2 separate regions of the Homo sapiens genome follow, and region 2 is linked to region 1. A link is a loop called in an ENCODE intact Hi-C map of the cell type or tissue named here. Cell type or tissue: endothelial cell of umbilical vein. All regions are shown on one strand. Links, peaks and the distances in the headings refer to the core of each region. The heading gives the core; the rest is flanking DNA.

Evidence for each region. Hi-C counts contacts between places; a loop is a spot of excess contacts. Peaks named below come from ENCODE experiments on the same cell type or tissue, not always from the same donor. Only the 100,000 strongest peaks of a DNase experiment are listed, where the experiment ranks them.
Region 2: a loop joins it to region 1, with 4 times the contacts of the local background. A loop is called at or near these places in 8 of 110 quality-filtered maps.

The regions. Positions count from the first base shown.
Region 1 is chr7:17,697,291-17,714,294 of GRCh38, forward strand. No RefSeq gene overlaps it. Among named protein-coding and RNA genes, the nearest start is that of LINC02889, 150 kb to the left of the region's middle. RefSeq lists an enhancer at 9,715-9,764. In endothelial cell of umbilical vein, for the core only: a CTCF peak has its summit at 9,646 (motif pointing right); a DNase peak (open chromatin) is centred at 9,671; H3K27me3 peaks cover 612 bases.
Region 2 is chr7:17,981,564-17,998,567 of GRCh38, forward strand. No RefSeq gene overlaps it. Among named protein-coding and RNA genes, the nearest start is that of PRPS1L1, 38 kb to the right of the region's middle. In endothelial cell of umbilical vein, for the core only: no CTCF peak of the experiment used is centred there; a DNase peak (open chromatin) is centred at 8,228.

The sequences.
Region 1 (17,004 bases), core at 5,472-13,471:
GGAGGCCTTTCCTGTCCTCTCCACAGGGACTTTGTCCCTGAGTGCTCGTCAGTCACCAGCAAAACCCAAAGCTTGAAGCCAATGTTTTGTCTTCATGGAAGGATATGTACTGCCTGTTCTGTCAAGCTCTAATCTCTTCAAACTTCATTCCAGAATCCTGAGATTTTTTTCCTTGCCCTATGACCTCAGAAACTAATAGAAGATTTTTCTGAAGCCAGGAAATTAGACTCTGACCATAATTTGATCAGAGGCAACACCCTCCCAGGGCTGGATGAAGATCTTTAAAAGTCTTGAGCATTAAAGAGATTATGCTTCACATCCCACAACTATCCACCATATGTAATACAATATTTTTTTAAGATCTAAACCCTGAAGTAAAAGAGAATTTCAACAAAGTTCAAACTCTTAGCATGATAATGATGCAATACCTTTTTTAAAACATCAAAATCTGTATCTAAATTTTGTTCTATTTGCATGTCCCCATTTACTGGTGATCTAAGCATTTATTCAGTCTATCTACTGGGAATTCTGTCGCCACCTCTGCCTACTCTGCACATACCCGCTAAATGTCTGTCATTTGATTAGTCCAGTAATTTGTATCACAAGTGTTTCCATTGGAACAATCATCTTTGATGTGACCTTCTCTCTGTGGAAGGAGCTCTGAAGAAGCAGGAGTAGGTTTTTCTAATGTTTTTAACATAGGGTCAATGCATTCATTTAATGCACATTTTTGAACGCTCATGCTGTTCCAAGTACGGCATAGGAAGTCAACCACATTACAAAGATAATACTAGGTATGATGTTACAGAGGGACAAGGTCCTAAAAAACAAGGAGTTATAAGAGACAAGGAGGTGACCTCAGCAACTTGGCAGAATAGGAGGCCCTTGCCTCTCCCTCCACTCTTGGGCACACCAAATAAACATCTATTCACAGATCAATTCTCTCTGAGAGAAAGTAAGAAATCAATTGAGAAACTCTGACCCAACCAGGCAACTGAAAAATATCCACACCGAACAGATGGGAAAAACCGAGGCATGGTCAGGCAAAGATGCCATCCCAGGCACCACATCATACAATCAGGAAAGGAATCCCCAAACTCAGCTTCTCACTGTGGCGAGTAGGGTATAGACCTCATATGTAATGCCCTAACTCTTAGCTTCCCCACATTTTGGCTCTTACTTAACCAGCTTTAGGAGTGAAGGAGATTAAGCATATACAATTCTCACTAGACTATAGGGGAAAAGTGGCAGTTTTGTAGACATCCACAGCTCTTCCAGAAGCTCCATCCCTAGGAGCAGTGTGGAGAAGGGGCTTTTAAAAAGCAGCTTCCTGTTTCTCTGCAGAAGGGATTTATGCCGTGCATTGAGTGCCCCAACTTTCATAGCTACTGTCTGAAGAACTGCATCCTAAAAACCTCCTAGCCCTGAGAGCAGAAGAGACGAGGCATATGTGAGTACTTCTAGATAATAGAACATAAAGGTGGTTTTAAATGGACACAGAAACACTTCCAGAGGCCATACTTCCTGGGAACAGTGCAGAAATGAGGCTGAAATACAGCTACCATTTTTCTCTCCAGAAGGGGCTCACTACACACCCTTCCAGTGGCTATATGACAGCCTGGCTCCAAATAAACTTGCATCAGGGAGCTAATAGGTGAGACAAACTTTAGCCCTCCAGCAGTCAGCGCCAGAGCTGGGCAGTTCTCAAGCCTTTCCTCACACCAAGGTCTACCTATTTTTCCTGGAAGGAGTTTGTCCATGCACCAAATGCCACAAATGTATAGCTCTCACCAAAGGGACTGTCTCCCTAACGACCTAGCTCTGAAAGTTGATGGGGCTTTGCATTCCTGAGTGGCCCTAGACCACAGAAAACAAAGAGGTGGACATACAACAGGCCTACTTCCATCAGATATCTCCTCAAGCTCAGAAGATGCAGCCTGAACTCCAGTACAGGATTTTGTCACAGATCCTCTCCCTAGCTTAGTGCAGAAAGAGTGGGAGATAAACAGCAACACTCAGCTTCACCATGAGGATAGCAGCTAAAATACATACCCAACACCCACCGCCCCCCACCCTCCAGCTTTTCCAGCTACATCAGAGAGACTGGCTCCTACCTTACTGGTCTTCGGGTATTGACAGAACATGGCCCATCCTAATTTGGGAGGGGGAGCAGCACCAAAAACAGAGACAAACACAAGATTTGAAAGGCATCTTAAAATCTTTGGCAAAGCAAATTGGTGAGATTTTTCTCTTACAGTAGGCCAGTCTGACAAGACTGGAAGAGGCAGATGTCTTATCTAATGCACAGACCCAACACAGTGAGTCAAGAAAAATGAATAAATAAGGAGATATATTCCAAATAAAATAACAACATGAATCTCCAGAAACTGGCCCAAGTGAAGTGAAGATATGTGGTCTGCCCAACAGGGAATTCAAAATGATGACTGTAAAGTTGCACATCAAGGTAGGAAAGCAATGCAAGACTGAAAATTCCAACAAAGAAATAGAAAATATCTAAAAGTACCAAACAGAAATCATAGAGCTAAAGAATACTATAACTGAATTGAAAACTTTAGTAAAGAAATTTGACAACAGATTCTGCAAAAGGGAGGATCAGTGAATTTGAAGACAGGTCACTGGAAATCACCCAAGCTGAGGAGAGAAAAAAAACTAAAAAGAGTGAAGATAGCTTAGAGGCCTTATGGGACAACATTAAGCAGAACAAATTAGGAATTATTGATATGCTAAAAGAATAGGAAGAGAGAGAAAACATTTTAAAAGAAATAATGGCAGAAAACATCCCAAGCCTGAGGAGAAAATATTCAGAAAGCTTAATGTACATGAGGTAAAATTAGTCCAAAGAGACTCACACCAGGGCACGTCATAATCAAATTGTCAAAAGTTAGACAAAGGGATTCTTGAAAGCTGCAAGAAAAAAGCACATTATTATGTACAAGGGAGCCCCTGAAAGATTATCTGGATTTTTCAGCGCCTTGCAAGCCAAAAGAGAGTGGGATGCTGTATTCAGAATTCTGATAGAAAAAAAAAAACAAAACCTGCCAACCAAGAATACTGTGCCCAGCAATTCTATCTTTCAAAAATAAAGGAGTGATAAAGACTTTCTCTGACGAACAAAAGTTGAGAGAATTTATCAACACTAGACATGTCATAAGAAATGCTGAAGGTAGTTCTTAAAACTGAAGGAAGAAGACACAAATTAGTAACATGAAAACATATGAAATTATAAAACTAACTGGTAAAAGTAATTACATTGTCAAACCCAAAACACTCTGACCCTGTAATGATGATGGATAAATCAATTATATCTTTAGTATACAGGTTAAAAAGGCAAAACTATTAAAAACAACTAAAGCTACAATAATTTGTTAACGAATACAAATAATAAAAAGATGTAAAATGTGACAGCAAAAATATAAAGCATGGGAGTAGGGGGAGAAATCCTGTAGAGTTTATGTATTTGACAAAAATTAAGTGTTACAAGCTTAACATAGCTGGTTATAAGTTTAAAATACTTTATGAAACCATTAGGGTAGCCATAGAACAAAAGCCTACAATAGATACAAAAAAGATAATAAAAAAAAAAAGATTCAAAGCACACCACTACAGGAGGCCATCAAACCACAGAGAAAGCAAGCAAGAGGGGAAGAAAAAAGAAGGATCTACAAAACCATCAGAAAACAATGGACAAAATGGACTAATGAGTTCTTATCTATCAGTAATTACTCTTAATGTGAATGCATTAAATTATCTAAACAAAAGGCATAGAGTGGCTAAATTGATTTAAAAAAGAAAGACCCAACTGTATTCTGCCTACAAGAAACTCACTTCAACTTAAAAAACACTCAGAATGAAAGTGAAAGGATGAAAAATAATATCACATGCAAATAGAAACCAAAGGAGAACAGAAGTAGCCATACTTATTTTAGATAAAAACTTTAGGTAAAAAACTGTAAAAAGTGAGAATAAAGTCATTATGTAGTGATTAAAGGGTCAATTCTTCAAGAGTATGTAAGAATTATTAAATATATAGGTACCTAACATTGGTACACCTAAATATACAAAGCAAACATTAATAGATCTGAGGGGAGGCATAGACTGTAACACAGCAATAGTAGGGAATTTCAGTAATCACTTTCAACAATATCAACGAATCAATCAGAGAGAAAATCAATAAGGCAACAATGGACTTAACAGACATTGCAGAACATTCTACCCAACAGCAATATAATACACATTCTGTTCATGTGCACACAGAAAATTCTCCAGGATAGATCATATATTAGGCCACAAAACAAGTTTTAACAAATTTAAGAAGATTAAAATCATATCAAATATTTTTTCCAATGATAATGACATGAAACTAGAAATCAATACAGGAGGAAAATGGAAAATCAACAAATATGTGGAAATTAAACAGTGTGCTTCTGAACAACTATAGAGTCAAGGACAAAATTTTAAAATATCTTGAGACAAATGAAAATGGAAACACAACACACCAAAACATGAGATGCAGCAAAAGCATTTCTAAGAGGGATGTTTATAGCAATAAATGCCTACCTCAAAAAAGAAAGATCTCAAATAAACAGCCTAACACTGCACCTCAAGGAACTACAAAAGGAAAAACAAACTGAGCTCAAAGTTAGCATAAGGAAGGAAATAGTGAAAATTAGACTAGAAGTAAATGGGACTAGAAAACCAATAACAAAGATCCACAAACTGAAAGTTGTTTTTTTTTTTTGAGAAATCAAAAAAAAATTGACAAACCCTTAGCCAAATCAACTAAGATAAAAAGAAAGAAGACTCAAATAAATAAAATGAAAGAAAAGACATTAGAATTGATAACACAGAAATGCAAAGGATCATAGGAGACTACTATGAATAACTATATACCAAAAAAGTCTAATAACCTAGAAAAAAATGGATAAATTTGTAGACACATACAACCTAATCAGGAAGAAATTGTAAATCTATATAAATCAATAATGAGTGAGAAGACTGGATCAGTAATTAAAAGTCTCCCATCATAGAAATGTCCAGCACTAGATGGTTTCCTGGCTGAATTCTACCAAACATTTAAAGAATTATTACCAATCCTTCTTAATGTCTTCAAAAAAAGTTGAAAAGAAGGCAATACTTCCAAACTAATTTTTTAGGCCAACTTCACCCTGATACCAAAGCCAGAAAATGTCACTGCAAGATAAGAAAACCATAGAATAATATCACTGATTAACATAGATGTGAAAAATCCTCAACAAAATACTAGCAAACCATATTCAATAGTACATTATAAGATTCATTCACCATGATCAAGTGGGATTTATCCCTAGAATGAAAGAATGGTTCAAGATAGATCAAAAAATGATATTCCTCATATTAACAGAATGAAGAACAAAATTCATAGAAAAAGCATTTGACAAAATTCAACATCCTTTCACAGTAAAAACTCTCATTGAATTAGGTATAGACGGAATGTCCTCAACACAATAAAGTTCTTATGTGACAGTCCCACAGACAACATCACACTGAATGGTGAAAAGTTGAAAGATTTTCCTCCAAGATGAGGAACAAAATAAAGATACTCACTGTCACCACTTCTGCTCAACACAGTACTGTAAGTCCCAGCCAGAGCAATTAGGAAAAAAAAAATCCATATAGAAAAGGAAGTATAATTGTTTGTTTGCTAACAACACGATCTCATATATAGAAAATCCTAACGATTTCACTAAAAAACTTAGAACTGATAAAGGAATTCAGTAAAGTTGAGTTCACAAACTCAGCTTACAAAAAAACAGTAGTGTTTCTATCAATAACACGAACTACCTGAAAAAGAAATTCTCCCATTTACAATAGCACAACAAAAGATACTTAGGAGTAAACTTAACCCAGGAGGTAAAAATCTACACTGAAAACTATAAAATATTGATGAAGGAAATTAAAGAAGACACAAATAAGTGGAAGGATATCCTATATTCACGAATTAGAAGAATCAATAGTCTAAAAATGCCTATATTACACAAAGCAATCTACAGATTGAACACAATCTCTATCAAAATTCAAATGGCATTTTTCACAAAAATAGAAAAATACAAAAATTTATATAGAACCAAAATAGACCTTGATAGATAAAGCAATCTTGAACAAGAAGAAAAAATCTAGAGGCATCGTTCTGTATTACAAAGCTGTAGTAATCAAAACAGTACGGTACCAGGATAAAAACAGACACATTCATAAATGGAACAGAATAGAGAACTAATAATAAATCCATGTATCTACAGTCACCTAGTCTTTGAGAAAGGTGCCAAGAACACACAATAGGAAAAGGACAATCTCTTCTATAAATGATGCTGGGGAAACAATATCCATATGCAAATAAAATGAAACTAGATGATTGTCTTACACCACACACATAAATCAACTGAAAAATACCTGAATATTTAAACATAAAACCTGAAACTGTAACACTCCTAAAGAAAAACACAGGAGAAAAACTCTATGACATTTGTCTTAGTTATTATTATTATTATTATTATTATTATTATTATTTGTTTTTTACACTTACTGAATTAGAAAAGCCAAAGCCATTGGAAATTATTTTTTGGATGTAATACCAAAAGCACAGGCAACAAAAACAAACTACATCAAACTAAAATGTTTCTGCACAGAAAAGGAAACAATCAACAAAAAGAAAAGGCAACCTACAGAATGGAAGAAAATATTTACAGACCATATATCTAATAAAGGGTTAATATCCAAAATATATAAGAAATAGCAATAATAACCTGATTGAAAATGGGCAAAGGACATAAATAGACATTTTTCCAAAGGAGGCATACAAATGGCCAATAGGTATATGAAAAGGTACTCAATATTTCTAATCAATAGGGAAATGCAAATCAAAACTACAATGAAATATTACCACATACCTGTTAGGACAGGTATTGTCAAAAATTCAAAAGATAAGGTCCAGCTCAGTGGTTCGCAACTGTAATCCCAGCACTTCTGGGAGGCCAAGGCAGGAGGGTCACTTGAGGCCAGAGTTCAAGACCAGCTTGATCAACATAGTAAGACCCCGTCTCCATGGAAAAAATATATATATATATTAGCCAGGCACGGTGGCATGTGGCATATGTCTGTAGTCTCAGCTACTCAGGAGGCTGAACCCAGGAGTTCAACGCTACAGTGAGCTATGTTTGTACCACTGCACTTTAGCCTGGGTGACAAAAAAAAAAAAATTAAAAGACAATGTTGGCAAGGATGTAGAAAAATGGAAACCCTTAGACATTATTTGTGGGAATGAGAAAATGAGAGTTGATACAACCACTATGGAAAACAGTATGGAGGGTCCTCAAAAAATTAAAATTAAAACTACCATATGATCCAGCAATCCCACTTCTGGGTGCATATCAAAGGAAATAAAATTGCTCTTTCCAAAAGATATCTGCATTCCCATGTTCATTGCAGCATTATTCACAGTAGTCAAAATATGACATCAACCTATGTGTCCATTGCTAGATGAACGGATAAAGAAAATATGGCATGTATAAACACATACACACACACACACACACACACGTACAATGGAATATTATTATTAGACTTAAATAAGAAGGAAATTCTGTCATTTGAGACAACACGGATGAACCTGGAGGATGTTATGCTAAATGAAATAAGCCGGGTACACAAGGACAAATACTGCATGATCTCATTTACAGGTGAAATGTTAAAAAGTCAAACTCATAGAAACAGAAGTAGAGTGGTGGTTGGCAGGGATGGAGGGCTGGGGAAAATCGGAAGATGTTGGTTAAAGGGTACAAACTTTCCGTTATAAGTTGAATAATTCCTGCAGAGACCTAGTGTACAGTATGGTGACTATACTTAATAATAATGTATTATATATTTGCTATTTGCTAAGAGAATAGACGTTAAGTGTTCTCACCACAAAGATAACTATGTGAGGTGATGGATATGTTAATTAGCTTGATTGTGGTAATCATTCCACAATGTGTACCTGTATCAAAACATCACATTGTATACGGTAAATATATACAATTTTATTTGTTAATTATACCTCAATAAAGCTGCCAAAAATAAAAATAAAATACAATAAATGATAAGAAATAGTATACTTTACTAAAAGTAAATGAAAGAAAACACAAGGTAGAGCATGTAATAAGAGTGAATACTTATTGAGCACTTACGGTGTGCTAATTTGTGTGTGTGTGCGTAAAATTTCACTTCATCCTCATAACAACCTATGAAGCTAAAAACAAAAAGTTAATTATGCCCAAGCTCATACAGCTGAAAAGAAGCAGAACTGGAATGACCCATCCACCTGGCTTCAAACCTCACGGTGCTATTGCCTCTCATAGGTACCCATTTCTCTCCGGCAGCCAGTTCATTGAAATAGGAAAAAGGTCACAATAAACTAAGTATCCGTTTCTGCTTAAGACCTGTCTATTTTGCAGCTAACACACTCAACTCTTTTATTTGGAGCACAATTTAAATCTATAAAATATCTTAAAGCTGGGAAATGTCACAGTTCAAAACGTGTGTTGAATGAAAGGAGAAAAAGCACTCATCCAACATTGCTTCTGCTGATTTGCAGTTTACAAGTACAGCCTGCTGCACTAAACAATGTGCTGTGGATAACTAAGCATCTTGTGTTCCAACCTGATAAGATGTAGATGAAAATGAATGAGAGGCATGTGAATAAGAAAAGTCCACAGGGCCTTGTAGTAATATATTACCTGACACATGGAACATCTAATAAACATTTGCTGAATGGAAAAAGGAGCCCGAGGAATGGGACAACAGACATGAGTTGTTAGAAGTATTGAAGTATTGATAGCATTATTTATGTATTAAGGAGAGTCCTGCTTGGACAGCAATAATTCCTATTGGCAATACTTTGTATTGATGTTATAGTTTCATTAAATGCAAACACTATTTATATAACTAATAAATCAAAACCTATAGTTTAACACGAAAAAATGATGAGTGAGAAAGCCCTTCATATTCAATGTTGCTCACAATGCCAGTCTGTCAGGAAGATAGAAACGTTATGGAAGCAGCTTCTGCCTTTAAGAAATTACATCCTGTCACATTCTGTAGCAATAACAGGCTGCACTGAGATGCAAGAGACAAGGACTCTGAACCAGGTGCTTTGCTAATTTCTGAACTTCTCTGGACCTCTGGTTTCTCATCCACAAAAATGAGGGGCAGTATCTCTGAAACAAACTGACAATCTACATCGATTTTCCTGCCTTCTTCTTTACGGTCAATTTCCTACTGTCATGAAGCATTCATTACTGAGGGAAAAAACATAGTTGAAGTTGTTTAACTACACCAGTTTGTGAAACACATTGAGATTTTAGAAACCTAAAAAATATTAAATTGCTGGGGATAGAGGAAGAGAGAGAAGATTGTGATTATTAGAATGCCGGGAATGTTCTTGTTCTTTTAGGATGAAAATTGAGTATCTCTAGAAGGTTCTGTGAACCTGTGGTAGAAACTGGTGGTTCACAAAATTTAGGTTTCGACTGGAGTGCAGTTTTTATTACAGACAGGCAGCACTTAAATTGAGGGGACTTTTTCAAGCTGGTCCTTTTGGAGTTTGCTCACAAGAGGGCAGTGCTGTTTAACAGTTGCAGCCTTCAAGTGGGCAAGGAGAAGAAGGCTGGCTGGCTACCCAATTGTTCTAGCTCCACACAGGTAAAGCTAAAGAATTTTGTTTGGTACACGACCACAGTATAGGGAAATCTTAGCAAAAGGTACTTTTTGTCTTCTCAGAAGATAGAGTAATCCTGGCTTAAAAAATAGACAAAAATTTCGTTTCAACCCTGGAAATGATGACAAATGATGTTGGTTAGTGACAAGATGAAGTTGGGTTAACAAAATCCTTTTGCTGATCGAATGCATTTTGCACTTTATAGGAACATTTGAAAACTGTGAAATTCACCAGACACACGTAATGCTTAGTACACAATACCCCTGGGACATGAAAGTATCTTCAGGGTATAGCCGAGATGTATTTTATGGAAGCAATTTTTAAAATTTAATTTATTATATAGAGATGGGGTCTTGCTATGTTGCTCAAGCTGGTCTCAAATTTCTGGCATCAAGCAATCCTCCCGCCTTGGCCTCTCAACATGCTGGGATCACAGGCATGAGGCACTGCACCCAGCCTGGAAGCAACTTATACCTTATAACAGTCTATCTGGATAACATGAAAGTTACTAATCAAATTTAGGAGTTACAATGACTAATCTGAAAAATAAGATATTTTCCAAAATGATCTGGAAATGAATGCTTTGTGTACCTCTCTTAATTTGTACTAGCACGATTGTCTCATTGATAACACTACAAAGATGTATATGCATACTCTACCTCCTCTAAAGAGATTAAACTCAATTTTAGAAGTGTAAGTTCAAGTTTTGAGGAGTTACAAAAAAATTATCTACGAGGGGTTACTGTTCCCACTAAATTCTTCATGCCATAAAAGGCATCTTTTCTGTTAAGCCATATTTGAGAGTGACTTCCTAAGGACTATTTCAATCAAATTGAAAGTTCATTCTTGGACAAAATAAAATGTGCTCACAAGCAATGAACAATCCAAATATTAAATTAAGAAAACAACTCCATTTACAATAGCATCAAAAAATTCTTAGTATTTAACAAAGGAACTATATAGGCTTACACACTGAAAACTACAAAACACCAATGAAAGAAACTGAAGAAGACCTATTTATTATAGGAAAATATCTCAAATTTATGGATTGGAAGATACTGCTAAGATCTTCCAAATTTGTTAAGATGGTAATACTTAAATTGATTTACAGATTCAACACAGTTCCTATCAAAATCTTAGCTGGCTTTTTTTTTTGGATATTGACAACCTAATTCTAAGATTTATATGGAAATGCAAAAAACACAGAATAGCCAAAACAATCTTGATAAAGAAGAACCAAGTTGGAGATTTTGCACTTCCTGATTTTAAAATGTACTCCAAAGCTATAGTAATTAATACTATGTGGTACTGGTATAAGTGTAGACGTATAGACCAATAGAATAGAAGTGAAAGTCCAGAAATAAATTCACACATTTATGGTCAGTTGATTCTTGACAAGGATGCTAAGACAAGGAATAAGAATGTTAATGGTGCTGAGATGATATTCACAAGCAAATGAATGCATTTGGATCTTTACTTCACATCATATACAAAAATTAACTCAAAATGAATCAAAATGTAAAACCCAAATTTAAGAGGTAAAACTCCAAAACTCTTACAAGAAAATATAGGTGTAAATGTTTGTGACTTTGAATTAGGCAATTTATTTTTTAAATGACACCCAAATCACAAGCAACAAGAGGGAAAAATACATAAAGTGGACTTCATCAAAATTTAAAGGTTTTGGAAGCAAAGCTAACAAATGCTTGGGGATTTTTACAAAAGTATTAATGTGTGTATTTGTGTGTGTTCCTTATAAATGTAATTTTGTTTGGTGGCGTCTTTTTTTAGTATTTTTATATGACTACTCTGTAATAGTTACTTTAAAAAATTTAATCCACTGAAGTTTTTATTAAGTAGGCAACACCTAGAGACAAGTAGCCATGAAAAAATTAAACAGCAAAAATCCCAGTGCGGCAGCAAGCAGACAGTCTCGAATTTCAGCTCTCTTGTCAGGAGGACATTTGTTAGTGATAGACTAGAAAACAACCACAGCAGAAAGGATTTCTGGAAGATGCCCAATCAAGAGGTATCTTTTTTTTTTTTTTTTGTCTGAAGGCTGAGATTTATAAAATTTTCACCCACCAGAATTTTGAACCAGCAATTTTGCAGATGTCCTTCACTGAGTGCCCTGGCATTGGGAAAGCCCCTCTTCTTACAGTTCCCTTGTTTATAGCTTTGCAAAGTAACAGTGATCAACACAAACAGCCAGGGCAGGTGAAATCTAGCCAATAATGCCTTCCTAATGAAAACTAAAAGGTCTTGTTTGTATTTCAACATCTCTAGTTACTGCAAACCAGACCTCGAGTCTTCCCCAGTGAAAGAGGTTGTTGACCTGGTAGTGAAGGAAGCACAGAAGCAAATCAGAAGACAATGTAGAATCAAGTAAGAGTTGAAAAGAAATTAGTCTACAGCAAGACAGAATCCCTCTCTTAGTCTCTATTCCAACTGGATTTTTAAAGTATATTTTTCTTCAAGTATAAGATACATAAAGTACATAAATTATAAGGGTACAGATTGAGGAATTTTCTCAAATCAAATACTCCCCTATGACCACTATATTGATCCAGATATAGACCATATCCAGTACTCCAGAAGCCTCTGTCATGGCTCATCTCAGGCATTAGTTCTCCATAGGCAGCCACAAGTCCAGTTTCTATCTTCATCAGCCAGTTTTACCTTCCTTCAAACTTGAAATAGTCACACACGACACACTCTTTTGTGTCTGCCTAAGATTCCTTCATGTTCACTGTGGCAAGTGTAGTCATTGTATGAAAATATCACGATGAATGTCTTCATACTCCTAATGAAGAATATTTACTCATCTCAGAAGAGCCAAAGGTACTAGAGCTGACCTAGACTTTCTATTAAAATAAAAGCAGTGTTCCTCTAGAATGACAGAGCAGCCCTGATTTAGCAAGCTTTCACATCCAGGGTTGGTACATTTAAAAAGCATTTCTTTCATTTTTAGTTTCCAGAGATTTCAAATGTATTGGATCAAGTCATTCTTAATATATTTTTTCTCACTTTAATGCCTATGGAATGTGCAGTAATATACTTTCTTCAGCCCAGAAATTGGTGAATTTTACTAGTTTTATCTTAAACAACTTTTGACCTTGTTGATTTTCTCTATTATATGTCGGTTTTCACTTTCACTAATGACTGCTCTTATCTTTAATGTTTTTTCTTGATTAATTTTGTGTCTTCTCCTAACTTTTGAGATAGATACCTCAGTCACTGGTTTTCAGCCTTTCTTCTTTCTGATACTGTTTCCTAAATAACTTTTTCATCTTTAAACCCATCCTTCTGTACTCTGTAATGCTGGGACTTCTACTAAGCAAACTGCATTTCCCCTTTACGGGTAGGGACTCTGCAAATAGGAGATGCTTGAGGGAGATGGCAGGCCTGGAGGTGGAAGGACAGAGTCACTCTTGTGTTACCTTTCTGTTCTGTCAGCATGGCCCCAGCAACAGCCTTTCATCCCTGTGGTGCCTATTGTTCTGGTCTCCAACTCCTCTTCAGTCCTCCCAGCCCAGCCTCATCATCATTCCTTGGGAGTCTGTCCTGACTCCATAGGGCATCTTTCAAGCTTCTTGCTCTAAAAACCCCAATTCCTTCTCTTTCTTCCCTCAGCCCTAGGGTAGAAGCTGTTTTCTGTAATTACTAGCTCCGTGTTACCAAAATGTCCCTTGTTAACTTTTTCTTGCTTACCTAATCCCTCATATTAATTTCTTTGCTCCTCTGTTCTGTATCTTTGCTGGAAAGCAACTGAGCTAGAAACCTAGGAGTCTTTTTCTAATGTTTTATCTCTCTCTTAGCCTCTGTAGGCAATCTATCATCAAATTCCATTGACTCTGCTTTTCCTATATATCCCTGGAATCTCTTCCCCCATTCCACTCCCATTGCCATCATTCTAATTCAGGCTCAAGTCATTTCTTACCAGGCCTATTTAATTAATCTCTTGGCCTCAGGGCTTGTTAAACAACAATCCCTATCTTGCTACCAAACTGATCTATAAAAGCAAAACTACTCACCTTAAAAACACCCCAGGGGCTCCCTGCTGCTACAAGGTAAAGCCCAAATGCCTCAATAACACATTAATCTTTCAGCCCTTTGTGAGCTGGTCTTTGCCCACATCTTCAGCTTCACGTGCCACTAATCCCCACCTTCTACCACAGCACCCCATGACCCCGAAACGTTTTCCAGGAAGTCCATCTTACAGGGCTGTGAATTTCTTGAGATAAGGAGTTGTAGCTTCTTAATCATTATGTGTACAATTTGGCAATTAGGGCATTCAACAAGCTTTTGTGAAATGAGAAAATGTCATTTTTCATGTTCTATAGAGTCTTCATATTCATAATTTTGAATGGCTGTGTGATAGTTGACCAAATTGATTGCCATAGTTTGATAAAACATTTTGCAATTTTTAGTTATTTGTTTTGTTTTGTTTTGTTTTGTTTTGTTTTGTTTCTGGAGACAGAGTCACACTCTTGTTGCCCAGGCTGTAGTGCAGTGGCATGATCTTGGCTCACTGCAACCTCAGCCTCTTAGGTTCAAGTGATTCTGCTGCCTCAGCCTTCTGAGTAGCTGAGATTACAGACATGTGCCACCACGCCTGGCTAATTTTTGTATTTTTAGTAGAGACGGGGTTTCACCATGTTGGCCAAGCTGGTCTCGAACTCCCGACCTCAAGTGATCCGCCCACCTCAGTCTCCCAAAGTGCTGGGATTACAAGCATGAGCCACTGTGCCTGGCCACAATTTTTAGTTATTTAAGTATACTGATAGTGATAGTTGACTTTATGTGTCATCTTAGCTAGACCGTGGTACCTAGATGTTTGGTCAAACTTTATTCTAGAAGTTTCTATGAACATATTTTTAGATGAAATTAATATTTAAATTAGTAGGCTGAGTTAAGCAAATTACCCTCCATAATGTGGGTGGACCTCATCCAATCAGTTGAAGCCTTAATAGAATAATACCAACCTCCTATGGAGAAAAAGGAACACTTATACACTGTTGGTGGGAGTGTAAACTAGTTCAACCACTGTGGAAGGCAATGTGGTGATTCCTCAAAGATCTAGAGGCAGAAATACCATTTGACCCTGCAGTCTCATTACTGGGTATATACCCAAAGGAATATAAATCATTCTATTATAAAGATACATGCATGTGTATGTTCATCGCAGCACTATTCACAACAGTAAAGACATGGAATCAACCCAAAAGCCCATCAATGATAGAATGGATAAAGAAAATGTGATACATATACACCATGGAATACTATGCCGCTATAAAAAGGGACAAGATCATGCCCTTTGCGGGACATAGATGGAGCTGGAAGCCGTTATCCTCAGCAAGCTAATGCAAGAATAGAAAACCAAATACCACATGTTCTTACTCATAAGTGGGAGCTGAATGATGAGAACACATGGACACATAGGAGGGAACAACACAAACTGGGGCCTATCAGGGGAGAGGACGGGGGAGGGAGTGCATCAGAAGAATAGCCAATGGATGCTGGGCTTAATACCAATATGATGGGTTGATCTGGGCAGTCAACCACCATGGCTCACGTTTACCTATGTAACACCTGCACATGTACCCCAGAGCTGAAAATAAAAGTTGAAGAAAAAAAAAAAAGAGCGAAAGGGCCCTGCCAGGCTCCTGGAAAAACAACCACAAACAAACAAACAAACAAAAGAAAAGGAAAATACCAACCTCCCCTGAAACAGAAGAAATTCTGCCGGCCGACTGTCTTTGAACTCAAACTGCAACTCTTCCCTTAGTCTCTGCCTGCTGACCCACCCTGCAGATGTGCAGATTTTGGACTGGCCGGCCTCCATAGTTGGATGAACAAATTCCTTAAAATCTTGATATAGATTAGATGTAGATGTAGATAGATATATGTACATGTTGGTTCTGTTTCCCTGGAGAATCCTGACCAATACACTGGTTTTTGTGTTTGGGGTTTGTTTGCTTGTTTGCTGTCCTAAATACAACTTTATGTTGATGATCATCTCAAATCATTATCAAGATTAAGATCTAGGACTAGGTTTCAATTCAAAAAGGGTGAATGTTACAATGCCTCTTAATAAAAGTCCCTAATTTCCCTCCAAAAAAAAAGATTGTACTAACATATAATGCCTCAGTGTTGTATCAATATATGTTGGCCACCACAATCTTTTTGGCACAATTCACATTTTAATTCATAATTTTTAATTATTCCGTAGGTAGAATATGGCTCTGTACATTTACTTATCGGGTATGTTTCCTGTTACATAAACTTATTGGGGATGTTTCCTGTTACATAACTGCTTGTGTGTGTGTGTGTGCGTGTGTATATACATATATGTATACATATATATGCACACACACAAGCAGTTACGTATATATACACAAATATATGTATATATATGTGTGTGTGTATATATATGTATGTGTGTATGTGTGTGTGTGTATATATATATACATATATATACACATATATATATACACGTATATATATATATATACATATATATATACACGTATATATATATATATACATATATATATACACGTATATATATATATACACACACACATATATATATATATGTCATTTGTCCCTGGAGTTTTAGATGTGTTATATGAATTCCTCATATGAACATTACTTATGACAGGATGAGCATTGTAATCAGTAAGTCTACATGTGTCATGGTTTAAGTCCATGAGGAATCTGTTCTTTGCTTATGCAGGTCAGCCTCTACACAGTTACTGGGCTGACACATAGCATGCAGCTTATCTCCATTCCAGTTAACAAGACTAGGGAAAGGAAAGAGAGGGGTGTTCACAAGAGGGTTATTCACAAGAGGGTTTTTATTAAGCTAGGCTTGGAAGTGAAACATTTATTTTTACTGCCAATCCATTCAGTACACTCAGTCATAAAGCCACCCTCACTGAAGAGGTTCTGGAAAATGGAGTCCAGCTGCATACCCAGGAAGATTTTGTATCCCCATGGATTGTGGTGAGTCGTTATCAGTCGTTACCAGGGTATGAAACCTGCTGTGCTCAGTGGTAGAAACATGGACTCTAGAGTGAGACACACTCATGTCACTATCATATCCAGCAAGGTACTTACACTTTCTGATCCTGAGTTTTCTTATTTTCCCAACGCAACATAGAAATAAGTATATTGTAGGGCAGTTGTAAGGTTTAATTTACATAAATATGTGCAACTTCATGGCATAGAGTGGGTTTATCATACATGTTAAA
Region 2 (17,004 bases), core at 4,704-12,703, 280 kb after region 1:
GGCTTCAACTTAAAGTCACCAGCTGCAATTAGCCCCTAACAAGAGTCAGTCTGCCCTTTGAAGCTGGCAGACATAGACTTCTCCTCTCTAGCTATAAATATCCTAGATGGCATATTCTTCTAATAGAAGGCTGTTTCATCTACATTGAAAATCTGTTGTTTAGTGTAGTCAACTTCATCAGTGATCTCAGCTACATCTTCTGGATAACTTGCTGCAGCTTCTACATCAGCACTTGTGGCTTTATCTTGCTTTTTTTTTTTTTTTTTTCCTTGAGATAGAGTCTCACTCTGTCATCCAGGCTGGAGTGCAGTGGTGCGATCTTGGCTCACTGCAAGCTCTGCTTCCTGGGTTCAAGCAATCCTCCTGCCTCAGCCTCCCAAGTAGCAGGGATTACAGGTGTTTGCCACCGCACACGGCTTATTTTTGTATTTTTAGTAGAGACAGGATTTCACCATGTTGGTCAGGTTGGTCTAAAACTCCTGACTTCAGGTGATCCACCCACCTCAGCCTCCCAAAGTGCTGGGATTACAGACGTGAGCCACCATGCCTGGCTTATCTTGCACTTTTATGTTCTGGAGATAGCTTCTCTCTTTCAGCCTCTTAAACCAACCTCTTTTGTTCTGCAGTTTCTTCCCCTCTCTCAGACTTCATAGCATTGAAGAGTTAGGACCTTGCTCTGGATTAGGCTTTGGTTTAAGGGAATGTTGTGTCTGGTTTGGTCTTATATCCAGACCACTCAAACTTTCTCCTTATCAGCCAAAGGCTGTTTTGCTCTCTTATGGTTTCATGTGTTCACTGAGGTAGCACTTCTAATTTTCTTCTAGAACTTTTCCTTTGCATTCATAATTTTGCTAGCTATTTGGTGCAAGAAGACTAGCTTTTGGCCTATCTCAGTTTTCAATATGTTCTCCTTACTAAATTTAATCATTTCTAGTTTTTGATTGAAAAGTGAGAGATGTGTGACTCTTCCTTTCACTTGGCCTAATTTAAATGGTGTTGTGTCTCAGGGAATAGGAAGATACAAGGAGAGATAAAGAGCTGGAGGAAAGACCAATCAGTGGAGCAGTCAGTATACATACAAATTATTGATTAAATTGGCTGTTATATAGGCACAGTATACGTTGCCCCAAAATAATTACAATAACATGAATGATCACTGATGACAGACCACCATAATAGATATAATAGTAATGAATGTGTTGAAATATTGCAAGAATTACCAAAATGTGACATAGACATGAAATGAGTACATGCTTTTGGAAAAATGGCACCAATAATCTTGTTCAACTTGGGGTTGATACAGCCTTCAATTTGCAAAAAATGCAGCATCTGCAAAGAGCAATAAAGTGTAACACAATAAAATGGCGTATGTTTGTGTCAACGAAGATCTAAGCTTTTACAAGAAACTATCCTAAACCTATTAACTAAACACATTACCCTCGTAATCTTAGGAATTTCTGTATGTCAAATTTTCAGACAAATTTGAGTCTTCTCACAAAGTTTATTTAGGGGTTTTGTTTTGCTCTGTGAGCCGATAATACATTTAAGACAGGATATCAATTCAAAATTGTTTTGCTAATCTAACATTTTTCTCCACATAGCCCTCTTTGCTTGTCTAGGGTTTCTTTTTATCAGTTTCCTGAGCTGCTTCTTTTCTTCCTCTTCCTCTTCCTCTTCCTCTTCCTCTTCCTCCTCCTCCTCCTCCTCCTCCTCTTCCTCTTCCTCTTCCTCTTCCTCTTCTTCTTCTTCTTCTTCTTCTTCTTCTTTTCTTCTTCTTCTTCTTTTTGGTATCCAAAAGCAGAATGATGACTCACCTTAAAGAAGAATTTTTTCATTTGCTACATATTACTCAGAATAAAACTAACTCTCATATGAGGAAGTGACAGGAGAAATAGAAATCTCTTTCTCAAGGTAAACAAAACAAAATTTTAAAAAAGAAATCCTTGGTTGTCAAAGTTGCCAATCAAGTTTAGATTTCTACACCCATTTTACTATTCTTGACTTTAAACTGCCCATCAGAACAGACTCTGAGATATGAAGGGATACTTAATGCTCTCCTTCTTGTCCAAAGGATCCAATCAAGTCTGTTAGCAGTCAAAGAGACAGTAACTCCAAGCTATAAAACTCTAACCCACTGAGTATATTATGTGCTTAGTTTTGTCCAGATTTATTACCGTTTAGCAAATCCAGGTGCAGTTTATAAGCGAAGCTTTGTAAGGAATTTTCCATTGAGCAGTCAGTGTTGCATACAAGCAATTCCTGATTTTTAAAAGCCCATTTAACTTTCAGTATTACTAAACTTTAATACTGCAATATTAGTCAGGCTTATGAGAGCTAAAAAAAAGGAAGTCTAGTTTTCTCTTGTTTCCTTGGAAACAGGCAAAATTTTGAAATAAAAAAAAATTCTGAATGCCCTTTTAGTAGTATCCCATTTTGTTTTTTCACGGTCACTTCCAAGACCACCCAGATAAACAGCTTCAGTATCTTCTTCCTGCCCTAAGTGCCCTTTGTAGGACTCTTTCGGGGCCAATCCTGCTCTTCAAGGTATTCTCTGTTCCCAATAGTCCTATCACTCCTTCCTGAGTCTAACTGGATTTTCAGCCCCACAGCCTTCCTTTGGGTATTATGAGGAGTGCAATCTGATTGAATTAGTTTGAATTCTGTAATTCAAACTAGTGTGTAATAGTTTCTTCAGTTTCAAGTTGTTTACATTATTAAAGGAGAATGCTTCTTACTTAATCAGGATGGCCAACTGCAAGAATTTCATTCAGGACAACAAAATGAAATGAAATAAATAGTTTCTACTATAACATGAAGGAGTTAAACTGGATGACTTTTCATATTCCCTTTACCCCTGATGTTCTTTAACTTTATAACATAATAAGGGTTGTAAAAGGGAAGGATATTTCTGGCCACAGGGTGTCAGTTTCTGCAGCCTTTTTCCTCCCACACCTGGACTACCCAGACTCAGCTCAACTGTTGTCCTTAGGACCAATCTGGACTTTAGGCTGGAATCATGAAAGAAGCTCCAAAACAACACAAATATAATGCGAGTCACATATGTAATTTTAAGTTTTCTAGTAGCCACATTTTAAATAGTAAAAAGAAATAGGTGCTGGGTACAGTGGCTCACACCTGTAATCCCAGCACTTTGGGAGGCCAAGGTGACCTCTCTCTCTCCAACACCCCTTATAAAAAGAAAAAAGGAAATTTTATTTTATTTTATTTTATTTTGAGACAAGATCTCACTCTGTCTTCCAGGCTGGAGTGCAGTGACACAATCTTGGTCACTGCCTCCGGCTCTCGGGCCCAAGCGATCCTCCACCTCAGCCTCCTGAGTAGCTGGGACTACAGACACCACCACCACACCCAGCTAATTTTTGTATTTTTTGTAGAGGTGGGGCCTTGCTATGTTGCCCAGGCTGGTCTCAAACTCCTGGACCCAAGCAATCACCCACCTTGAAATCCCAAAGTGCTGGACGGGCTTGAGCCACTGCGCCTGGTCTAAATTTTTTTTTCATAGTTTATTTTATTTAACCCAATATATTCGAAATGTTCAACATGTAATCAATATAAAAATTATTAATGACTATTTTACATTACTATTTTCATAGTCTTTAAAACCCAGTGTGTTTTTTAGGCTTACAGCACATCTCAGTTCAGACTAGCAACATTTCACGTACTTAATAGCCACATGTGACTAGTGGCTACCTTAGTCACCAGGACAGCGTAGTTCTAGACCATGACTTTTGACCTCGGCTGCATATTAAAATCATTTGGGGACCTTTGAAAAGTGCTTACATTTAAGCTGAACCCCAGACTTTAACTTAGAATCTATTGGAGTAGAACCTGACCTCAGGGATTTTTTTTAAAAGCTATCCAGGTAATTACGATGGTTGAGTACATTCTAGATGAGTGTTTTTCAACTTTTGCTTACAACACTTGGATAGTTTTTGTTTTAAAGAGCAACATCTAGGCTCCACCAACGGAAAACCCAATTTTAATTAGTTTAGAATGGGTACTAGGCAAAAATATTTGTTTAAATTTCTCCAAGTGGTTACAACATACTAGCTGGGTAAAGAAGCATTGGCTGACACTTTTGAACTTAGTACTCTGTTAGCTCCTTTCTCCACAGTCTTCCTGATCAGCTGGTAACAGGCTTCTACCTTGTTTCCAAGACCCACTTCACAAACTATACCCTCAGCCTTTTACCTGGTTGCTTGTTTTTGTTCCTCTGCTTGACCCTACTTCATGTCTAGCTAGTATTCCATGTCCATAGGTCTGCAGTCCTTTGCCTTGCTGGGTTTTCTCTCGGGCACTAGAATTCTCCCTCGAGTACCCACCAGTGAATAGGTCACCTTCTGACACTTCCTTGTTAGTAGTTGTTGGCCTGTGGGGATTCCCAGGTATTACCCTTCCCTGGATTCTATATCTTTATGCTTGATTGCTCATTGGACACCTTCCTCAGACCACAATAGACTTCCCCATGCCCTGGGGTTGCCTCTACTACCACCTACTGCCTGTTTGTATCGACTCCAGGTGCCACAGACTTCCTCAGCCTTCAGCTGGGTTTATCACCGCAGCACGTGCCCCCCAACACAGTATTATATCCAGGTCATATATTCTCCTACTCTGCCCATTCTGATACAGCCAGACAGATTGAATAAAATCCCAGGAGAAGGAATGTCTCTATGATAAGGGCACATTTTATTGTCCCTCCTCCTTCCCTGAAAGCCCCCACTATAGTAAATCTTTTTGTTGTTGTTGTTTGTTTGTTTTTGAGATGGAATCTCTCTCTGTCACCCACCCAGGTTGGAGTGCAGTGGCGCAATGTTGGCTCACTGCAACCTCTGCCTCCCGGTTCAAGTGATTCTCCTGCCTCAGCCTCCTGAGTAGCTGGGACTACAGGTGCCTGCCACCACATTCGGCTAATTTTTGTATTTTTAGTAGAGACGGGGTTTCACCATGGTGGCCAGTCTGGTCTTGAACTCCTGACCTCAAATAATCTGCTAGCCTCGGTCTCTCAAAGTGCTGGGATTACAAGCATGAGCTTTGTAATCCCAGTAGTGGGATTACATTGAAATACCACTGTGCCCAGCCTAGAGTAAATTTTCTTCCACTGTGAATAAACTTTATAAATTTTCCCCTAGTACTGCTTTGTGCAGAAACTGTGTTCTTTCTCTTATGAGCTGCATCTCAGGTACTACTATAACCATCTACACACTAAACCAAGCTAGGAGCCTCGGGGATGCCTTTCACTTCTGTGTTCCCGATCTCCAACTGGTTATCATGTTTTTTAAAAAATTATTATTTTACCAAATTTCTCCATGTTATGACACACCCCTGCACTTATCTCCCTGCACTTAACTTTCCAGAATACATTGAAATAGCACACACTTGCTTACAACTTCTGCTGGTTCCCATTTGCTTACAAACTTAAGTACAAATTCCTAAGCATGACACACGGCAATAAAATTAGCAATGTATAATGCTGCCAGGACTGAGTTAAGAACTCCCATGTTTCAGCCTATCCTCAATCTTTCTTTTCAGCCTCACCTTATTATGTTTGTCTCATGCCTTCTGTCTAATCTTCTTGAACATGCACTGTGCATTCAAGAACTTTTCCCATGTTGCTGTTCCCATGTTTATGTTTAAATGGAGTAGCTATTCTAAAGTTCTGTGACTCTGTGTTTTTCCTCTATGGATCCTTAGGACTTTGTGCTGAATTACATTACTAGCACTTACTGGATGATTAGTTATTTATGTCTGTTTACCCAGTTAGAATGTGAGCAGACATTTCTTCTCCTTTCTGTGTTCTCCTCCCTGGCACATGCTAGGCACTCAATAAATGTTAGATATAGTTATTTTATAAGACGACCATAGCTTAATGTATGTGGAACTGTGGAGATTCTTTTATCTTCACCCATTTCAAAAGTTAATCATTGGTATGCATTCTGAGAGCATTTGATTTTTTAAAAAATGAAGATTTTAGTCCCAGGTTTCATTTTTCCTTCTTTTCTTTTTGTCACAAACATCAGTCAGTGCTATTTATTGTCTCAGAGAAAAGTAAAGAGAGGCAGAATAAATAACTAATACTGGCTTCTGAAATTTTACGGTAAAAACCAATAATATGTCAAAGCATACTGATTTGCAAGAATTGAACAATTTGAAGGAGAAAATTATTTTAGGTCTCCAAAAGTCAGAACTTAGAGAACCAAGCAAAGTTTATACCAGAAACTTTCAAACCTTTTTTGACAGTAACTCCCAGAAATAAATATTTTACACCTTGGTTCAGTGTAAAACACACACACACACACACACACACACACACACACACACACACAAAGTATTACAAAACAATACATACCCTTATTACATGACAGAGTTATATTTTCTATTCTGTTTGATTTTATTTAATTTTAACAAAAATGATTTTATAAACTATTAATGAGTCACGATTCATGGTGTGAAAAAATCTCTGGTTTATCCTACAAACCATAAAATGGGAAGAATTTATTGTTAAATGTCAGGGCATCTTTTTCACCACAATGAAAAGAGATAAAATGTCAATTAGCTGTTGAAGAAGAAGACGAAAGGGACGTGGCTAAGATTTTCATTCTGCCTTAGCTAGAAAATCCAAATAGGTTGAGGAGGAATTAAAGAAAAACATCTAAGAAGAACACAGGCCCCTTAGAGAGGCTTGGCAGAAACCCTGGCGCTGATAGAACTTTTGTGACGACAGCTGATGGGAGTGTCTGGGATCCAAGGCCTGAAAGCACACTTGTACAGGCCCATACATTTCAGCACAGGAAGGGACACAGCTGAGTGTCCTTGAGTTCTCAAGTGGTATATAGAAGAACTGAGAGGCCTGGGGGACTAGAAACGGCCCGACACTAGGAGAGAAAACCTCTAAATGCATCAGATCTGGCACCACAGATAGCAGCAGCAGATGTCAGCTCATGATACCCCAAGGCCAAGCAGGGGCAGCTAAGGCACAGCAAATGCCAAGTTAAGATACCAGGTGGGACACGACACATCTAAATGGGGCACAGCCCTTGGACCAGATATTCCCTATTCTCACCCTCAACATATAAATACACCAGGGTGATCATAAATCCCCAGGGGACTTAGTTCACTTTAGGGGAGAGAAGACAAGACCAAAGATGGGGAAGAAGAAAAGAAGGAAAGTGGTACTTTAAAAAACACTATCTGCCTGAAAGACGTGAAATTTTAAAGAAGAGTTAAAGATATTGAAAATGCAGGAATATGAGATTTCCACCATCATTTCTGTACATTTGAGTAATGACTGCCAATTTTAAACCTACTAAACACAGTTGCCAAAGTAATACATTATCCAATGGCTAGCGTCTTCCATCATCAGCAAAGGTTCTCTGAATGATACACATAACGATGAAAATTTTGTCATTCTTCTTGTTTACCTTAACAGAACATAGCCAGAGGGAGGCGATGCTGCAGCAGCCACTGATGGTGATCTCTTGAGGTAGCTGGGGCACTACAGCAGCCAGGCCAAGGCAGGGAAGAGCTGGAAGGCCGTCAGTGGGGATAATGTAAATCCAGAACGAGCCTGGGCTACAGAGGGATATCTGAAATGGAGAGTTTGACTAGCCCCTTGGGGCAAAGCAGTGACTAGAACAGGATCCCAAGAAAGAACGCTTGCTGAACCTCTTATGGCATGAGAACGGTGCAATGGGAACACACTAGGGTCCAATGCTGGGTGACCGAGGAGGAAGACCCTGAACCATTGCGGAAGCCAGCTAAATAGGAGACAGGCTGTGTACAGGAGCTAGTTAGCTAGTTTGTTCAAGAGTAGCTATGAAGCTGAATTCATGATATGAGTTTTACTGGTACCATTTTTCTTTCTTTCTCTTTCTTTCTTTTCTTTCTTTCTTTCTTTCTTTCTTTCTTTCTTTCTTTCTTTCTTTCTTTCTTTCTTTCTTTCTTTTTTTTTTTTTTAAGATAGGATCTTGTTCTGTCGCCCAGGCTGGAATACAGTGGCATGATCTGGGCTCACTGCAACCTCTGCCTCACAGGTTCAAGCCATCCTCCTGCCTCACCCTCCGGAGTAGTTGAGACTATAGGCGTGAGCCACCATGCCTGAGCACTGGTAACATTTTGAACTCTGAACTTGCCCTGCCTGCTTTTAAAGGCACATTGCCTCCTTATGGACAGAGCCCTCATGGAACTCTGATGAGTCACTACTTTCCATTCCCACAAACCACTTTCTTCCTCCAATTCTTAGATCGCTCCATCTAGCTTCCTCTCTGCCCTGCTTCAGTTTGAAGGATACTTGCGTTTTTCCTAACACCTTCACTTTTATTCAACATCTGCCCACTAAACTTGCCTCTCTATAGACAATGTACCTTATGGTAGATGACAAATATGCTCTCATTAGCACTCTTAAAGGTTCTTTGGCCATCCCTGCCTCAACTTTGTATCAGTTGAGGAATTTGTCCTTTTTTTTTTCTGTTATATCCAGGTTACAAAGCACATCTGTAAACTATTGGGTAACTGTATAGAATAGGACCATTTCATGTACAGCCTACCCAATCTCAACTGGTACTTTAATATTGTGTGAATTTTTGAGACAGAGTCTTGCTCTGTCGCCCAGGCTGGAGTGCAGTGGCACAATCTCAGCTCACTGCAACCTCCATCTCCCAGGTTCAAGTGATTCTCCTGCCTTAGCCTCTCAAGTAGCTGGGATTATAGGTGCTTGCCACCACACTTGGCTAATTTTTGTATTTTTATTAGAGATAAGGTTTTACACCATGTTGGCCAGGCTGGTCTTGAACTCCTGACCTCAGGTAATCTGCCTGCCTCGGCCTCCCAAAGTGCTGGGATTACAGGTGTAAGCCACCATGCTTGGCCTGAAATTCTTTTAAAAAATGGCACGTGTTGCTATACATTCTCCCAAAAGCTCTAGTAACCTGCCAGATCTCTTATTTGTATTAATATAAATAATAGTTCATATTTATTGAACACTCCTTGTGATAGGTGCTTTATAAGCATTATCTCATTTAATCCTCATAACAACTCTATGACAGATACTATTCTTCTTTTTTTCACATTCACCAGTTTATTATGAGGGATATTACAAAGGCTACAGATGAAGAGATGCATAGGATGAGATACGGGGGAAGAGATACAGAGCTTCCATTCTCAACCTGGGCTCGCCACCCTCCGGGAACCTCCAGGTGTTCAGCTATCCGGAAGCTCTCTGAAGTTGGTTTTCCTGGGTTGTTATGGATGCTTCCTGATATTAGCATTCCTTCCCCCCCGGGTACAATGCAAGACTCTCTCTGGAATGAGAGTTTTATGTCCCATAATCAGAAAAGTGGGGAAGATTAGAGTCCTGCCTTGGAGCAGGTGAAAGGAGGGCAGGAGAAAGTCAGAGACATTCTGCTTCCTGAGGCTGACCCTGAGGCCTAACATACCCAACATTACAGCAAAAGACTGTAATAGGGGCTATGAGAGTTATGAGCCAGAAACCATGGAAGAAAGCATAGATAGATGATAGATAGATAGATAGAAAGATAGATAGATAGATAGATAGATAGATATCTTTTATATATCTACATATATAAACAGATCATAACACTACAGGCCACCCCCTGGTTTTCGAACACAGATCCATTACATCAACAGAATATTCACAGTAACGAATAATTAGTCCAGTCCATCATATTGTATGAATGTCCCCCAGGGAGAGGCCATTTATGTTTGTTGGCTTTCTTTCAATCTTGTCAGGTTCCAAAAGCAGAAGTGGCCCTGGCAAATGTATAGCTTCACCTTTTCAGGCATCTGGAATAATTGAACTAAGAGACAATGTTATCTCTTGCTCTGAGACCCTTTCAAGTTGTTAAGGTAATATTGGATTTCCCTCCATTTATAACCCATTTTTTCATTTATTTACCCTCAGCTATTATTAGTACTCCTTTTTCCCATTTGTCATTTATTTTTTACCGAAACTTTTCCACCTTCGGAAGGGATATTAGGTTTGGCCACTGTGCTGGTCCACATTGCTGGTAGCAATACTAGTCTAACAAGTGCCTCTCTCTCAGACCATTCCCGCCCACAGAAGGTAGGGTTACATGGGTTCTGGACTCGTGAGCCACCCTACTACCAGGCTATATAGCTGTATTCACTTTTAGCCCCAATTTGCCAGATGGGGCGAAGTCACAATCCACTCCCATCAGGCCCATAGGAATTCTGACATAAAGTTTTAAAACATAGTTTCTTAGTTACAGAAATCATCCCTGCTTCAGCAGTTATGTTGTAGCCCTGGTCCTAGGGCCCCTGCATCATGTAGGGGAGGAAAAAAAATGTGTTTAGATGACTTGGGGAAGAAATAAAAAAATTATAGTCATTAGCCAGCATACCCCTCCCTTGGCAAGAATTGCATATTCATACCAGCAACAGATACTACTATTAATCTCAAACTACAGGAGAAGGAATTTAGGGTTAGAGACATTAAGTCATTTGCTGCAGGTCACAGTCCAGAAAAAACGCATTTTAACCACTCAGCAGCTTCGCATTCTTCTCAACAGGCATTTCTACATTTTCCCTGCTCTCTCCTGAAGCTCTCCAGGACTCCTGCACTCCAGTTCTTTCCAGCAAATGTCCTTAACTTTCCACAGCAATGCAGGAGAGGAGACTGACTGGAGCAACTGTTTACACCTTCCTCTTCCCCCACATCTGTCAGCGTCTTTCCCCCAATATATATGTGAGAATTGTCAAGTCCAGATCCTCCTTTCTTCTTCTAGGTCTTGCATTCATTCTTTCCTTTAACTTCTCCCTACTAACGCTTTTTTTTTTCTTTTTTTTTTTTTTTTAGTTTTTTATTTTGAGACTGTCTCCCTCTGTTGCTCTCTCAGCCTGTAGTGAAGTGGCGCCCTCTCTCGGCTCACTGCAACCTCCAACCCCCGGGTTCAAATCATTCCCCTGCCTCAGCCTCCCGAGTAGGTGGGATTACGGGCATACCACCACACCCGGCTAATTTTTGTATTTTTAGTAGAGACACGGTTTCATCGTGTTGGCCAGGCTGGTCTTGAACTCCCGACATCAGGTGCTCTGCCTGCCTCGGCCACCCAAAGTTCTGGGATTATGGGCATGAGCCACCATGCCTAACTCCTAATAGCTCTTCCTTTATAGAAAATGAACACGGTCAAACCTTTCTCATCTTAAAAAAAAATCATTAAGTTGTCCAGTCCTTCTAGCTACTTCCATTTTTTCATGTTCATAGTCAAGCTTCATGGGAGTAGTCTGCGCCACTGGTGTCAATCCTCGAGATTAAGAGACCTAGGAGGACACAGGCCACACCTGTCTTGTTTACTGTTCCACCCACCTACACTTCATGCTAAGCACAGTTCCTACCCTAATAAGCATCTGTTAAAGTTTTGTTAAATTAGTGAAAAGATGCAGAGATGCATGGAAAAAATAAATAAGATTTCTATTGCCAATCAGTTTTTGAAAGCTGTGGTAGCCCTGCTTCTTCTAAACCCAAACTCATTATTCCCCTCTTCGTGCTTACCTCTCCTTCTGCATTAGCTTCTCCTCCCTCATCATGTATATGCAACAAGTCACCAGGTGAAAGTATTACATCAAACTAGCAAGCATGTGTGATATAAAAATAAACACATTTATATTTGTCTCCCACTCTCCTTTGAAATATTTCCTCTGGGACTAGTTTCCACTTTATCTCTTGATGAAATATAGGGCAAGACCCATGATTTTCTGGTCACTTTTAGTGACCAGCTGTATTACAACCCTGAAGGCTCGGTCTCCCAGGGACTGATCTAAATTCTTCATTCAGAAAAAGTGTCTCTCTCCTTATGGGAGATTTTTAAACCAATAGTTTGTGTATTATACATATGCACATACACACATGTACATATATACACACATATGCATATATACAAATACATGTGATATATTTAAATTAAATATGAATATAATGTAAATCATACATGTTTAATGTACACATATCCAAATATATTTTACTATATGTAATGTACAGTATATATATAGTCCACATGATATTCTGGGTTTCTTGTTATTTGCCTGATTGCCTTATTCTGAACCTTGTTTCTGTCTCTTGGTCCAGACCTTTTGGATTCATGCCTTTTAATGTTAATTTCCCCACAAGACTGTTTTTCATTTGTCCCCTTTTGCTCTATGCATCCAAGTCTATCACCAGTTCCAATCTGTGGGCCCAGACCATCTTTGAAGGAGAGAGTGTAATTTCTACTCACTTGGGAGTTCTTTAAGGAGAGACATCATATCCATTTATCCTCCAAAATGGTACTTTTCTCCTGGCATCCTAATGCTGTTCCCATCTTACACATGTGCTTTAGGACCCAGCAGAATACAGAATCCTAAATTGTCAAGCCACATATTTTGAGTCTGAAGTGATAGACATGTGAAATATTAGGTTGAACTCAGATAATCAAAGCTCAAGTTATATACCCCATCGTCTCTGCAATGGGAACGCCACAAATTCACTACCAAAATTTGCAGTAATCAAATTGAGAGTTTCAATATTAGAATTTTAGGTAGTTTGTCCCACCCCTTCCCATAACACCCACTGATGGGCTTTCTTATTACTCCTTGCGCATGCCCGCCCCCATCTATTCTACCCCCTGTCACTCACTATTTGGCATGAGTAACTCGGCCTCTGTTTGTGCCTAGGTTCATAATGTGGCAGCTGTTTTCATTACCATCTCATTATTTCACTGAGGGGGAGATGTTTCCATGGTGATGCTGAACTGCATAAGTAGAGATTTTACTACACTGAGCTTTTATCTTCTCAATGTATTAGTTAGAGGGAACTGAGCTAGAACCTTTCCAATAGGAAAAGGGTTTGTAAATCTCCCTTCTGTTTCCTGTATCTGTCTGTGCTTTTTTCAATGAAGGTAGGTCGTAATTATGAATTTTTAACAGACGGGAGTTGATAAAGAAAACCAATAGCTGTTTCTCTGTATTTTAATTAAATTGCCCTTTTAACATATCCATAGAAGCTTCCAGAATAGCATTACATAGGACAATTGACTAGCACAATTAATTTTTTCAAAATAGCCCCACCAGGGAAAGGGAATTTAGAGTCTTGAGAAAAATTCTGGATGGGAACTGGCCCAATTACTAATGTAATTACTGCTTAAGCTTTGATTGCTTCCCAAGTTGTCACTCCCTGGGGGAAACAAAGGGTCACAACAGCATTGAAATGATTACATAAAACTTTTTCTACAGGTGAATGAGTGATGCTTGGTTTCATTAATTGCTTTGTGCTTAACCCTACTTTGCAGGAGAACTTTTAATACAGTTTAATACATTCCCCTTTGCAGTAAGCCTTCAATAATTTGATATTCACTGAAAGTAAATCTGCCCATGACAGCAAATTCTTTTTCATCATTTGCTTTTGGATTTTTAGCCAAATCAAACCACATTTGTTGAACACTGAAGTTCTTAAGCACTTATATTCTTATTTAATAACTGAAGTACAAAGACAATCAAAATGTTTAAAGTAAACAGCATTGATAGTAACAGAATTAGTAAAGGCACCATTAAACAAATGCACCAATAGGATAAATACATTGGATCAAATCAATTATGGCATGGAATTCAGTTAAACGTAGATTTATCTATGACCTGATCCAATGGACTTTGATAATCAAAATAATACTAATTTCACATAGTTACTGATATGTTAATGTTATTGCTACAGAGATTTTGGCAAATTTTCAACAAATGTAAGGCAATCTGTGGTATATCAGAATTCAATGTAACAGAACATTTCTTCGTTTTCTTCTTCTTTTTTTTTTTTTTAGTAGAAACGAGGGCTCACTATGTTGCCTAGGCTGATCTCAAACTCCTGAGCTCAACTGATCCTCCTGCCTTGGCCTCTCAAAGTGCAGGGATTACAGGTGTGAGCCACCAGGCCCGGCCACAGAACACTTCTTGAGGAACTATTATGTGTGTTAGACATAGTGGTAGTTTTTTTCCCCGATATTTCTTTGCTTATTTCTTGCAATAGCATAAAGTGAATATTACTATTTCCACTTAAATGATGATGAAACCAACATTTAAGATGTGCAACAACTAGTCATACATCAAACACCCAGGCAGTATTAGAAGTGGGATTCAAATTCAGGTGTTTGTTTCTAACATCTCACTGGAAGGAATTATGAAATTATGGTAGTCACTATTAGTCTCTAAATAAACTAGGAAAGTTTTTTTGGTGGGGGACTTTCTGAACAATTATAGGGTGAGTGCCTGATGGAAAAACATAGAGTAGATAACAAAATCAAGTAGAAAAACCTTCTATAAAGAATTATATATATTAATAAACAATATTCAGCAATATCTTGGACAAGTAAATCATATATTAAAATGAAAAATCAGTTTTTTGTACATGAGAATTGGTTTGGTGGCCAGTTCAAGTTTGAGTATAGTTTTCCCTCTCCGTGAGTCCTCATTTAAAATCAAAGTGCATTAGAATCGTTCATTCCTGTTTATTCTAAACTGTTTCTATTTCAAGTAAAGCCCAATTCTAGGAGAGTAACATCTATCTCTACATAAAATGTAACTCAAATATTCTCTTCCCTCAGTATTCAGATACAATCCTTAGAATACCATAACTTGTACACTTGAAACAAGTGTAGAGTCAAGATATGATGATCTTGCCTAACTCACCCACTTGGCATTCAAAGTTCTATTTCATTACCTGCTAAGCCAGATTCAGTAAAATTTAGTCTTTGCTTATTAGAATGTTTTTATTTACATTCCCTGTAACTCTATGTTTTCTAGCTTTTAAATTAAAGAGAAATTTTGGAATTAATGGTTAAGATGAAGAAAAATAAATTTATTGACATAGGGTTATCAGGCTATTCTCTGGCCAGTATATTTCCAAAATATGCAAGATAAAGCTAACACAACCAAAGTGTTCAGTCAAGTGTTTGTGGAATTGAGTTCTTTAGAAATTGTAATTATAGACAAAGCAGAGCCCCATTTGACTGCTAGCCAAGTATCACCTGGTACTATTTTTATACAGTCTATTATTATCAAGAAATGTCTTCACAGAGAGTGAAAGTATAATGACCTTTCAGGCCGCTAAATGTGGATAAGAGCTCAATGTCAAAACAGATTGCTATGCCTCACCACATAGCTAGAACAAAAATTAATCAAAATTTTATGTGTGCAGATGGAAATGCTTAAGCCAGTTTTACATACCAATTACTGTTTGGTTCCAAAAACCTATAACTTGTTCAAGATTTAATACACACTGAACAGCCTCAGAACTCCTTGAAGAATAATAATTCAAACTTAATGTAGAATATAAGTTGACTACTGTTTCTGTGTTCTTAATTTCTATATTTTTGAGTTAAGATAAGTTATAATTCAGAGCCACACAGGAGATGCCTTTATAAAATATGTTTTCTGCTGACTGGCCTTTTTACAAAGACTTATGCAGCATACTTTTAGTGATGTAGTACCACTGCTATTACAGGACCTGATTCTGCACTCCTTGTTCAGAATAAAAGACAGCTGAATTTAGGATCAAGAAGCAAGATTTTATTTTAGTATTTGTCATGGCTAAACCTTGAAAATTACAATCAATGAATCAAGTTCTTCAGGGCATTGTTTTTTTCCTTTCGGTGCTGTTGTTTTTGTTTAGTAAAGCTATTGATGTCCAGATCAAAGAATACATGTTACTATTTTTATTTTAAATAATCTTTTCTTACTGTGTCAATAATGTGTGCTTGGGATATGAAAATTAGAAAAAAGATAAACTAAAATGAAAATAAAAAAATCACTCATAATTCTACCAGTCAGAGATGATCATTGTTAACATTTTAGTATTTATATTATAATCTACTTAATATATTTTAAATAATCGACATAATATGCTAATATTAACAATAAATTTAAAATATCAACATCTTCTTCTAGATTTTTTAAATTGCAATGTATCATACCATAACTGTCATTTAATAAGTAATATATTTTGAATATTTTTCCATGCCTTCGGTAAGTAACAGCCATGAAAATATTAAATGCCAAATATAAAGTGTTCCATTTAATGGATCTTCAGCTTTTTTGGTTTTATTACTCCCTAAAATGTTCTGAAAAATTTAGGTGCCCCATTGCTAATTTTAAGTCAACTTTTAAATTTTTTATCATGGGCTTAATAGTTACAAAGTGCCCCATTTCCACAACATTAAAATATTAACATCTTAAATTAAAACTGCTAAAATGCTCTTAAATATAGCTAATGGAAACTGGTATCATAGTGATTTCATGCTGACGATCATGTGTTTGAGAAATACATCAAGATCTTTTAGTTAGAAAGTACTGTATGCATTATTCCTTTTCCTCCTTATATTATATTTCCATACACCTACCCCATTGATTTTTATTCCAATGTAATGTTTTTATGTTTAAAAGTATTCATTTTTTGAAAGTTTTTTTTGTTATATCTTTATGCCTCTTTGAAACAAAACTATACACATAAAATACACTTGAAAATTCATATATTGTGGGTAACCATAGAGCTCTAAGTACTAAATTTTCTTTTGAGCCGGGCATGGAGGTGCGTACCTGTAGTCTCAGCTACTCAGAGGGGTGTGGCAGGAGGATCGCTTGAGTGAAGGAGTTTGAGGCTGCAGTGAACTACAATCACACCACTGCACTCCAGGCTGGGTAATAGAATGAGACTCAGTCTTAAAAAAAAATTATTTTGGATTGAGTTATGATTACATTTAATATTGAATAATTGATCAAACAGTTCTAAACATATTATGCTTTTATAAATTATTATTAAACATTTAACAGTAAGATTTTATCAGAAATGAATTTCTTGATATGATGGATGTAAGTCTTTTTTCAATAGATTGTATATCAATCAATAAATGTGCCTTATTTCTAAAATGAGACTTTTAGTGGAAATTAACAACATGGTCACTAATAAGTGTACAGCTTTTATGAGGTTTC